Linked DNA regions of Homo sapiens: region 2 is linked to region 1. Evidence: chromatin loops called from intact Hi-C (ENCODE). Cell type or tissue: HepG2. All regions are shown on one strand. Each heading gives the region's core, and the rest is flanking DNA. Links, peaks and the distances in the headings are about the cores only.

What was found. Hi-C counts contacts between places; a loop is a spot of excess contacts. Peaks named below come from ENCODE experiments on the same cell type or tissue, not always from the same donor. Only the 100,000 strongest peaks of a DNase experiment are listed, where the experiment ranks them.
Region 2: it touches region 1 in a loop (8-fold over the local background); 2 of 110 quality-filtered maps call a loop at or near these places.

Annotation. Positions count from the first base shown.
Region 1 is chr4:68,374,929-68,377,753 of GRCh38, forward strand. It overlaps the pseudogene MT2P1. Among named protein-coding and RNA genes, the nearest start is that of YTHDC1, 26 kb to the left of the region's middle. In HepG2, for the core only: a CTCF peak has its summit at 1,208 (motif pointing left); a DNase peak (open chromatin) is centred at 1,223; H3K4me3 peaks cover 335 bases.
Region 2 is chr4:69,615,738-69,618,562 of GRCh38, forward strand. All of the region lies in intron 3 of UGT2A1 (UDP glucuronosyltransferase family 2 member A1 complex locus), which reads right to left. All of the region lies in intron 1 of UGT2A2 (UDP glucuronosyltransferase family 2 member A2), which reads right to left. Among named protein-coding and RNA genes, the nearest start is that of UGT2A2, 22 kb to the right of the region's middle. In HepG2, for the core only: a CTCF peak has its summit at 1,543; a DNase peak (open chromatin) is centred at 1,554.

The DNA of each region.
Region 1 (2,825 bases), core at 120-2,619:
TCACCACGCCTGGCTAATTTTTGTATTTTCTTTAAATTAGAGACAGGGTTTCACCATGTTGGCCAGGCTATTCTCGAACTCCTGACCTCAAGTGATCTGCCCGCCTCAGACTCCCAGAGTGCTGGGATTACAGGTGTGAGCCACCGCGCCTGGCTAATTTTTCATGTTTTTAGTAGAGACGGGGTTTCTCCATGTTGGCCAAGCTGGTCTCAAACTACTGACCTCAAGTGATCCACCCGCCTTGGCCTCCCAAAGTGCTGGGATTACAGGCGTAAGCCATCGCGCCCTGCCTTGTTTTCAAAATTAAACTTAGTTGAAGCCTGTAAGACTTAAAATGAAAGCAAGATTATGTGACTTGATTATGATGCAGCCAAATGAATTTAGATGCAAATGCTAGACTTGAAATGTAAGTGTACGAATATACAGCAGTATAATTTTATGAGGTCTGGGGGTTACTTGTGCATGAGCCCAGGATTTAGATATCTGGCTACTCACAGTAAGATCCATGGAAGGAAATAAATTCTATAAGGAAGCACTGTATAACTCAAAGAAACTAGAGAGGCCCAAATGTCCAAAGCTGCCATTTCGCTTGCTGGAATTTGCTGGTGGAATAACTACCCTTCCCCGAATTAATGAGGCTAAATGAATTCCTGGGGAACCCTCAGGCTGTCAGTGTAACACCTCCCACATCTTTTTTCTCCAGCAGGTGGCATGTACAGCACCATCCTGAAATGGTGATAACTTTATTATTATTATTGTCACTATTCATGGGGCTAACCATCTTCCCTTTTCTTCCCAAATAAGTACATGGAGTTTTAGCATAGGTATTAAAGAAGGCTCGTCAGCATGATGGCTTAAGTCTGTAATCCCAGCTACTGGGGAGGCTGAGGTGGGAACCGAGGAGTTCAAGGCTACAGTGAGCTATGATCATGCCACTGCACTATAGCCTGAGTGACAGAAGGAGACCCCGTCTGTAAAAACAATTTAAAGAGAGAAAGAGAAAGATAGAGAGAGAGAGAATTCTTGTTTCAATGACCTAGAGGAAAAAAGATGTTATAAGTTCGCTTTTGAAACTGGAACATTAATTTTTCACCATATTAAGACAAGACCCTGTATATACACGTTAAACTTAAACAGCTATCTTTTAGGCTGTTGAATGCAAGAAGGTAAGTTTAAGTACCATCTAGTGGTAGGCATCACCCTCCACCTAGTGGCATCCCTCTCCATCTAGTGGCAAGATAGGCGAATTGAAAGCAAGTGCCAAAGAAGAAATAGTCTGATACTGAAATGTTGAACAAAAGTTTAAAAAGACAACAGTATTGACCACGCCTCCTCCAAGTCCCAGCGAGCCCGTGTACAACCTGTCCCGACTCCAGCCGCCTCTTCAGCTCGCCATGGATCCCAACTGCTCCTGTGCCGCCAGTGACTCCTGCACCTGCGCCGGCTCCTGCAAGTGCAAAGAGTGCAAATGCACCTCCTGCAAGAAAAGCTGCTGCTCCTGCTGTCCTGTGGGCTGTGCCAAGTGTGCCCAGGGCTGCATCTGCAAAGGGGCGTCGGACAAGTGCAGCTGCTGTGCCTGATGCTGGGACAGCCCTGCCCCCAGATGTAAATAACGCGACCTCTACAAACCTGGATTTTTTATGTACAACCCTGACCCTGACGTTTGCTACATTCCTTTTTCTATGAAATAATGTGAATGATAATAAAACAGCTTTGACTTGAAAAAAAAAAAAAAAAGAGAATAGTATTAAAGTACCAGATAAACTTTACCACTGTTTTATTAAATTTTAATATAAATAAACTATGTAAAATAATTCATGATTGTAGCAGGTTATCTAATTTGGAAATAAAAAGAATACTCTTGCTGGATGGTAAACAGACTATTCCTAGCATGAGGTCTTTTCTTGGAATTATTTTATCTTAGTCCTTACCTAGAAGGACTTAGGAAGTGACAAACAGTGCTAAAAACCTGAGAGAAAAGTTAAGACATAGTGACAGAATTTTGCAGGACAAAAGAGTGATATTAGTACAGTCTTTCTTATGTTAAACCTTTTATGATCTTGAAAATCTTATCTTTAAATCTTAAGAAGCTGTTGGATTATACTTTAATCATTGCAGGGAAAAGATTTAGAAATTATGTTGTCAACCAGTTTAGATCAAATTGACATCAGAATTGGGTCTTTAGGAGGAGATTTTTGGTACAATAACTTTGTAATCTGAGGATACTAATCAGGGTATAATAGTACACTTAATTAGTATGATTAGCTGATAGTCTCAAGTTAGGACGACAGTCATTGAGCCCATATCAGGTAGTTAACAGTGAGCATCTATCTGTTCTAATATGTTCAGCATTCTGTTAGGATTAGTTGGTGTCCATGCTGTCCTTGTTATTAAATCATCTGAATATCATCCAAGACCATAAGGGACTGTATGTTCACAGGAAAAAAATAACAAAATCACAAAATGTGAAGAATGTATGTATTATGAAAAGAAGGTAGGCAAACAGATATCTTTAAAAGAGGAAGCTAAAAAAATAAAAATAAAAGAGGAAGCCAAATGAATGGATCAGATAGAAAAAAATGTTCAAAAGTGTAATAATTGTTTTAAAAGGACTAAAAATATTTTTAGAGACCCAAAGGAGGAAATTAGAAACATGAATCAGAAAAATCAGTTATGAAGGACCAACTGGAGATATTCAGTATGAAAAACCTAATAACTGAAATAACTCAGTAAGTATGGTATTAGATAAACCTTATAGATGTTTTTTAGATACTGCTTTTCAGAGTGAACACACTTGAAATACAAATTAGTGAGCTGAAAGATCA
Region 2 (2,825 bases), core at 84-2,583, 1.2 Mb after region 1:
AGACAAAAAAACAGGCAATAACAAATGCTGGTGAGGATATGGAAAAAGGGAACCCTTGTGCACTGTTGGTGGGAATATAAAATTGGTGCAGCCACTATGGAGAAGAGTGTGGATATTTCTCAAAAAACTAAAAATAAAACTACCATATGATCCGACAATCACACTGCTGGGTATATATCCAAATAAAGGAATCAGTATATCAAAGAAATATCTGTACACCCATGTTTATTGCAGTACTGTTCCCAATAGCCAAGATATGGAATCAACCTATATGTGCATCAATGGGTGAATCAACGGACAAGTGAAAATCCCGTCATTTGCAATAACTTGGATGAATCTAGAGTTTCCTCCAGTTAAGTCAAATGAAATAAGCCAGGCGCGGAAAGACAAATATGCCGTGTTTTCACTCACATGTGGAAGCTAAAAACAATAATTAACGAATGAAGATATAGAGAAGATATAGAGTAGAGAGATGGTTACCAGAGGCTGGGAAAGGTCTTGGGGGGTGGGGAGGGTATAAAGAGGGCATGATTAATAGCTACAAAAATATAGTTAGAATGAAAAAATCTAGTGTTTGATAGCACAATAGGATGACTATAGTTAATAATAATTTGTGTGTTTTAAAATGACTAAGAGTGGAATTGGAATTTTCCTAACATAGAAAAGATAAATGTTTGAGGTTATGGATATCCCAATTATCCTGATTTGATCATTACACATTTTAAGCTTTCATCAAAATGTCACATTTCCTGTAAATCGATACAACTATTATGTATACATAATAATTAAAAATGAAAACTTAAACAATTATAACATGTACCCCACCAACAAAAAGGAACTGAAGTGTTTGCAACTTCCAGTTTACCATTTCCTGTAAAGCCACTGGCTTACCCATTCAATTAATTTGAGAGAAATGAAGCCAGAAAAAATTGATAATTTTATCTTCTAACTAGGATTTGCGATAGTTCATTTAGGGAGATAAGAAATGGAAAAGTATAAGCTATAAATCCTCCATTTAGTTGGAACTGTAGCTTCTCATTATAATAAAAATCAAAAGCTAATGACACTTTCTAAATTTCTCTGCCATTTTCTTTTCTTTTTTTTTTTTTTTTTGAATAGTGGTTTCTAAGTTTCATTTTCCCACTTGAAATTGCCTCTGTGTATGTGGCATCTATAATCAATGACAATGGAGGAAAGAAATATCTGCATAAGTTTCTGCCCATGCTTTTTCCACTACTGTTTTGTAGTTAAAATGTAGGTGAATGAGAAATATGTAGCTGGTGGAAATAGGATATAATTTCAGTTTCCAATTGCCAGGAAATTCTCAACTTCTCTGATCTTGATTTCTTCATCTGTAAAATAAAGTTAGAATTACAGAACTATTGTTAGTATTCAACAATAAACTATGTGTAAAAGCACTTTCAAAACTATAAAACAAAAATGTGCATCCTTTGGCAGTTGCTAAATGTAGTCCTTAGGTTAAAGTTAAATCTCACTTGAGACTTTCTTTTTCTTCAAGCAGTTTATCAAGCTTTAGGATCTGCTGCCCTCCTATGGATGATGGTTGATAGTGCTGAATAAGTATGGTGAGTCCAAATTATTAGGAGTTTAATAATTTTGTTGACGGCGTAAAAATAAAGTTCATTTAGATCTACTTATGTTTATACAAAGATATAATATATATGTTTATAACATGTAAGAAATGTATATTATAAAACAAATTATGTGTACGTATATACGTAGACGTACAAAACCAAGATGAACACACACAACATATTTAATAGGAAATATTGTAGCCATTCTCTAAGCACTAGTTTCCTTCATATTCAGGAAGAAAGACTGTTTCAAATTAGGGCTAGTGCTATCTATAAGTTAAAATAATGATATAAATACATTAAAAGTTTAAGTAGATTTCATTAGCAACATACAGGGTCCATTAAGACGTTCTTTAAAATACTAAAATAATATAAATTATTATTCATTATTGGGAGTTAACATTTCTAAAAATATTGCCATTATAATACACTTACTATCTAGGATTTTCTGATGTAATTTTCAAGATAGTTGAAATAAAATATAACTAGGTTTCAAAATAAAACAGGGCAATAATTGTCTTATGTAAAAATCTTCAATACTTAGTTTCCTGAGGAAGAAACAAAACCGACACAGTAACAGTAACAACAAAAATGAAAAACAAGACTTTACAATCCTAACATTATTGTGTTCAAATATGTCTTTCGGAAATCATTCACATTTGGGATTTAATGAGAGAAAATTTTCCAGGCCTTAAGAATTTATTTGTTTGACATCATTTAATTATGAGTCTAAATAGATTCAAATTAAATAAAAATTAGATTACATGTTTTTATATAGATATTTAGTATCCGTGTACGTAATCATCATAATTCTATGAGAAAATATTATTTCACAGATAAATAGGCCAGTAAGCATGTGTGTGTGTGTGTGTGTGTGTGTGTGTATGTTTGTGTGTGTGTGTGTGTATGTGTGTGTTGAAGGGGGAAGAATGTATTACATTTGGTAAGTCTGGTTACAGTTCTCTTAAAAATGTTTTTGGGGCATTAAATTAAGTCCAACCAGTAACCCCAGGAACTCATACTAATCAATCTAATTGGGAGATTCCACTACAGGTTGGCAAAAGGCTTTGTCACAAGAGAAGAGATTTAAAAAGCACAAAAATGTCTTGGTGAATTCTAACACATTTCTAACTTTGTTTATTGAAAGGGTCTTTGTCTATTTCTGCTGCCAAAAATAAATTTATTTTAACCATGTGGCCGTTGAATGAGAATTTAAACAGACCATATTAA